Linked DNA regions of Homo sapiens: region 1 is linked to region 2. A link is a loop called in an ENCODE intact Hi-C map of the cell type or tissue named here. Cell type or tissue: dorsolateral prefrontal cortex. All regions are shown on one strand. Links, peaks and the distances in the headings refer to the core of each region. The heading gives the core; the rest is flanking DNA.

What was found. Hi-C counts contacts between places; a loop is a spot of excess contacts. Peaks named below come from ENCODE experiments on the same cell type or tissue, not always from the same donor. Only the 100,000 strongest peaks of a DNase experiment are listed, where the experiment ranks them.
Region 1: a loop joins it to region 2, with 16 times the contacts of the local background. A loop is called at or near these places in 6 of 110 quality-filtered maps.

What each region holds. Positions count from the first base shown.
Region 1 is chr1:41,775,798-41,778,702 of GRCh38, reverse strand. The region is part of intron 1 of HIVEP3 (HIVEP zinc finger 3); the gene reads left to right. Among named protein-coding and RNA genes, the nearest start is that of HIVEP3, 140 kb to the left of the region's middle. In dorsolateral prefrontal cortex, for the core only: no CTCF peak of the experiment used is centred there; DNase peaks (open chromatin) are centred at 1,432 and 2,288; H3K4me3 peaks cover 1,156 bases; H3K27ac peaks cover 1,831 bases.
Region 2 is chr1:41,617,045-41,619,949 of GRCh38, reverse strand. All of the region lies in intron 3 of HIVEP3 (HIVEP zinc finger 3), which reads left to right. All of the region lies in intron 1 of LOC128125817, which reads left to right. Among named protein-coding and RNA genes, the nearest start is that of EDN2, 130 kb to the right of the region's middle. In dorsolateral prefrontal cortex, for the core only: no CTCF peak of the experiment used is centred there; a DNase peak (open chromatin) is centred at 1,729; H3K4me3 peaks cover 698 bases; H3K27ac peaks cover 1,394 bases.

The sequences.
Region 1 (2,905 bases), core at 264-2,763, 160 kb before region 2:
TCCCTGGGATTTTCTCAGCCACCAGGACAGTACCTGGCTCATAGTCCTGCCCAATAAACATTATTTACAGAGGGAATAAATGAATGAAGCGAGAGCTCAGCCCCTAAAACTATGTCAGAACGGGATCAACTGTCAGGCTGACCTGCCCCGCCCTCCAGCAACAAGATTGGATCCCTGAGCCTGGGGCAAGGCTGAGCCTGTACCTGGGGACCAGTGAGTCCCAGCTGCACTCCCAGGTATTCAATGTCATTTCAGGTGCTCTTATCAGGGACCCGTGGTAGCCAGAGGACTGTGATATGCCAAGCCGGGCAGGCTCATGGTGAGTGTCAGGAACCCTACCACCAGGGCCTGGAGAGCCACCTGAACTACACTGGGACACTGAGTTTCTGCACTACTACAAGAGAAAAGCAAGTTCTACTCTCTTGCCTTGTCAAATGGGGCCACTCAGGAGGTACCTTGTACTGCTGGGGCAGAGCAGATGCCATCCACTCAAACGCCAGGAAATGACAAGCACCCCCTCTGCTTGTCCCCTCTTCCTTCGTTCATTACCGAAGATAAGGAGAAAATCAACTTTTCGGTCAATGAAGTGCGTGCAACTAATGGCATCATCTGCTGTCTTTGAGCCTTTGCTGTGTTTACCAGAACAACACCCCCAGGAGGACAGGGATTTGGTTGGTTGTGCACAGTGACTGGCACATAGTTGCTGCCAAGAACCCCCGCCGATTGAATAGATTTGTTGAAAGTGTGACGTTGCAAGCTCCACCACACCATGCGTGAAGCACGCGGTAATCTGATGCATACCACTATTCTGGGGCCACATGATACCTTTTACCAAGATTCCATTAGCAACATCTGCGCTCTTCCCAGAGGGCAAGGAGCTGGGTGGACTACTGTGCGGATTAAATGCATGACACACGTGGGATGTAGGAAAGCGCCTGATACTAAGAAGCCCCCAGCAGATGTTTGCTTTTAGAATTGGCAGCTACTGTTCCCATTTGAGAGATGATGACAGGCTTGGTGAGGTCTAACCGATGAACTGCCTTGACTTTTAACCCAAAGCTCTTTCCTCTGCACACACGGAAAGCGAATGCATGTGAACTGTTATATGCAGTTTTAGCTTAATCAGATCAGGGTGTGAACCTCCCCAGTGGGGTGTTAGGCTATATAATAGTTAAATACCGTGGACCAGGGACTTGGCTTCACTGGGTGGTGGGTTTGGGGGTTTGAAAGAGGGCCTGTGCCTCTGTTGGTCTGCCCCATGAGGCCTGGAGCTGGAGGGTCAAGAGAGCCCTGGGCACACAGCCGTGATTCTGAAAGCTGACAAATGCCCAGTGTTCCTGCAGACAGGCTGAAGAGATGGGGCTGCGTGGCCGGAACAGCTGGGTGGAGGCTGGTGGCAGGAGGCAGTGTGAGTCCCCGCTTTGTTCCTGGGTAGTCACGGGGACAATCAGAAGCATAGAGAAGCCCCTTTCCTTTCCCTCTGGGCTGCAGCCCAGCATTTGGAGCTTCCTGCTTGCCAGCCAAGGAGAGCCTCTGGGAGAGCCCCAGATCAGGCTCTGCACCCAGGTTGGCAGGCGACCAGCACCCTAGGCTGCCCAGCTGAAGCCAGGACCTCTTTTCTCCCACGGCCCTCCTGTTGACTCGGGGAGTAACCCAGGGGAAGAGAACCTGAACCAGGAGTCCAAGTCCTGGGCTGAAGTCCAGTGTAACTGCTCATGTCTGTGGCTCTGGGCAGGTTGCTTAACCTCTCCTCCCTGGTCCCTCCCAGAGCTGTCATGGGAGCTCAGAGAAAGAGCTTAGTTCCCTGCCTGTCACCCACTACACTCACAGTGAAGATCTGCTGTAAGAGTGAAGGGAGGGAGGAATAGCAGGTGTTCCCTAAATATTTTGAAGCAGCTGAAGGGGTTTCCAGAAAGATGGCAGAGAGAGTGCCTGTTTTCAGAACTTCCTTCTCTGAAGCCTCCAGAATGAACAAGAGTCAGAAATGGAGAGGGAAACACCTTCTTTGCTGAAAGCAGACAACAGCTATGACCTCATACCCCCACCCCTGAAGACTATATCGTAAAACCAAGAAATCCAGGTAAAGTGAAGTGGGGGGCTAAAAGCCAACACCCACCTGAATGGGTGTCACAGGCTGGTCTGCAGCCTCATCTTCACCTGCATAAGGACAAAGGGCCACCTTTCATAAGCAGACAGACCCAAAGACAGACCGAGATGTCCCACGGCCACTGGTGGAAAGAGATTATCTCAAGGACCCAGTCAGCCTGACCCTGCCCCCAGAGCATATGCACACACCCCACTGCCCAAAACACTGGCTCAAGCGTGGACAAGGCCAGTGGTGCCTGGCACAGAGGGCATGCTCAGGGAACGTCTCTGCCTCTGAATTCAAACCTGTCTCAAGAGAAGGCTCTTTCTTTTTTCTTCATGGACATGTGGCCAGTGTTTAAGTTCTGGGCCCAGTCATCAATGAGAAGAACAGGTTTCTTGCCTTTGTAAACTCTAGGGTCCACAAGATTTTCTTTTATGGACTGCACGGGCAGGGCCTGCTTGGCAGCCTCTTTCCTTTTGTTCACGTTCTGACTGAGGGCTTTGTTTAAATGCCAAGGAGCTCATCCCTTTTATTATTGTTATTTCAGCTGCAGGAAACCCAAATCTTTATAGATTTCCCCTTGCAGTGGATCTTCTGTGATCTATTCTTCACTGACAGTGGACACATAAAAATGGATGTGGAGGCACATAACTGTGTCCACATGTAACTGCACATAACTGACTAGGCAGAATGCTGGGCTGTTGGGTTGTCTGCAGAGTAGGATGCTGGCCTTTTTGTGGGTGTGATGTCAGGAGCTTATTTTGCCATACAGTGAATCCATGAAATCATGGACTCTCCATGTTGGAAGCTCAGGTA
Region 2 (2,905 bases), core at 223-2,722:
AGACGTGCAAATTCAGGATGCCTAAAAGCAGGGAGTGGCCAGCCATGCCTAGGTGCTCACTGCAGCCTAATCTGAGCAGCCTCTCTGGGGCTACCTCTGCGAATTTCCTATTTTGGAGCTGCTCTACCGGGGCTGGTTGGGGTTGGGGGACTGAGGCCCAGGTGTCTGGGTGTTTATTCCATATGGCTCCAAAAATATAGCATTCGGACAGCCTCCCAGCTGACCTCCCTGGAGCCCTGGCTCTCCCTCTGCTGAGCCTACATATGCCACCAAACTCATCCCTTCCCCCACTCCTAACACCCATACCAGTCAGGTGACACCCCAGCCACCATCACCATCCTCATCCATCCTCAAAGAGGTAGGTCATCCTTACCTTCGGCCCTACTTAGACATAAGGGGCCAAGCACCATTCTGGGTGACAAAGCACAAAACACCTGCCTCTTGGAGTTACATTCTGGTAGGGAAATAGACAAACATATCGTCACTACACACACATGCACACTCTCTATAGACTGTATATTTTGTGAGATCTTAAAAACATAAGTGTATGTAAAATAAATGTAAATATATTATCTTCTTAAGTAACATACATAGTATGTGACAAGGTGGCAGTCAGGAAAGGAATAGGGGGCACGGGGCTGGCAGGTTGTCAAGGTTTTGAAATCAGGCAGTCAGGACGGGTGGAGAGTAAAGACCTGAGGGAGGCGAGGAGCAAGTGCTGGGGGTATCAGAAAAGAGTATTCCAGGCGGAGGCAAGATCAGCCTGCTGGGAACAGCAAGGAAGCTGGTGTGGCTGGAGGAGTGGGGGTGGGGGCACAGGAGCAGAGGAGGCTGGAAGGGAGAGGCAGGCACAACATCCAGAAGCCCTGGGAGGCCTGAGCAGAGGAGTGGGCTGTCCTGCCGAAGGAGGCTGTGGAGGCTGCCCTGGAGGGGGCGGGGGCAGCAGCCCGAGGCCAGCTAGGAGGCAGTGATGTGACAGATCAGGAGGTGATAGAGTCACACACCAGGGTGGCAACTGCGGGGGCCATGGGAAGGGGTCTGATTCCAGCTCCATTTTGAGGTCAAGCCAACATGATTTGCTGACAGATGGGACGTGAGGTATAAGAGAAAGAGTTCTGAGAGGGGAGCCAGGCTGACACATCTGTTCAGTCTTCTCTCAGACTAGTCAACTTCTTCAAGCCTCAGTTTCCTCATCTGGAAAATGGGCCAGGTGGATAGATAACTTCCAAGGTCCCTTTTGTCTTGGGAAACTCATCCTTGAGCTCAGGTCACTGGGGCCTGGGGTGGTCAGGGAAGGCTTTGAACAAGTGAGTAGAACTCGGGCTTAAGAAAGGACTTAGACCAGACACCACCGAAAGGGAAAGAACGGGACAGGGGCACCCAGGCAAAGGGTTGCAAGGCCTATGAGTGGTGCCCGAGGATGGCAGGCAGACGCTGCTGTCAGAGCACTGGGCCTCGGTAGGAGGCTGCCAGGAGCCACAAGGATGGGCACACCAGCTCCTCAACACTACGCCCTTTGGAATAAACCAGCAGGTTCAGGGCCCGAGCACATTTTGCAAACACTGAGGCCCTCAATTTTCAGCATTTTCAGATGGACATGCTTAGGCAGGAAGGAACAAGGCTTGGCTCCTGGCCTGGGGAGAGTTAACCTCCTGGCCCGGCATTGCATAACCGCAGAGTCTGCTGAGCGCAAGGAGACTCTTCTGTGTGGCAGCCAGAGTGGCAAGCCTGGTGGCTCCGGGCTCTGGCACCATCCCGCAGCGGAACAAACAGCCCTCCCTTCCCAGATAATGGCCCTCATTGAGCATTGTGTCCATGGCCAGCACCCAGCACAGGGCAGCTCAGCCTGGGTAAGTTTCCTCTCTTGGCTGCTTAGCAAAATATTTACACTACGCCTTTCTAGTAAGATGGTTCCTAGGAACCAGCAGGCAGAGAGAGCTGGGGAAATGCACCCACCAGTGACCCTGGTCTCAGCTTAGGGAAATGCTGCCACACACCCAATGACATGTGAGCCTGGTGCGGTCATTGCCCTCCAGGGCTCTTTTGTAAAAGAAGACACTGAACTAAAAGATGCTTAGAAGCCTGTCCAGTTCCAAAGCCATTGGCATCTTCTCTAATTAAAGAGTGAACTCCAGTTTCTTATGATGTGGGAGTAGAATTTGGCTGGTCTTTAATATCTCACAAAGGGTCTCTTTCTCAGGAAGGCATGTGTGTGATTTGGGAGAGGTGAAGATGAGAAGTCTGAATCCTACCTACTTGGTTCTCTCCCGTGCATCATGGATGTCAGGAAACACTGTTGATATCTCCTGTGCACTGTCAATGTCCCTCTCTGTGTGTCTTTGAATGGGGAGCAAGGGGCATAAGCCAGATCACCCCAGGCGGTGCCGCACTTTAAGAGGTATCTGGACCAGCCCTCAGGAGCATGCAGCCCTTGTCAGAGGAACTTTTGAAGAAACTGGGTAACAGAATACTTGAGAGACAGACTTGCTGTCCTCAACCACCCCAGGGGTTGTCTGGAGAAAAAGGGTCAGAGATGTTCTGTGTGGTCCTCGGGACAGAATCAAAACCAGTGAGTGAAAATGACATGGCTCATTATTAGGACGATGGCCCAAACAATAGGCCCCATAGGTATTTTAACCAAAAACACACACATTGATCCATGTTTCCACTTCTGGAAATCCGGCCTATGGAACAATGAATGCATCAGTCTGTAAAGATATGTGTATAAAGGATGTTTATGGCAAAATTCTAGTAGGAAAACTTACAAAAAATATACAAACTTAACAGTAAATTTAAAGGTATTCCATCCAAACCATGGTCCATCATTCAGCTGTAACAAGATTGAGACAGATCCTGTCTCTGTTTGGAAAGGCAGTACGGTAGAGTGGTTAGGAGCACAGGGTCT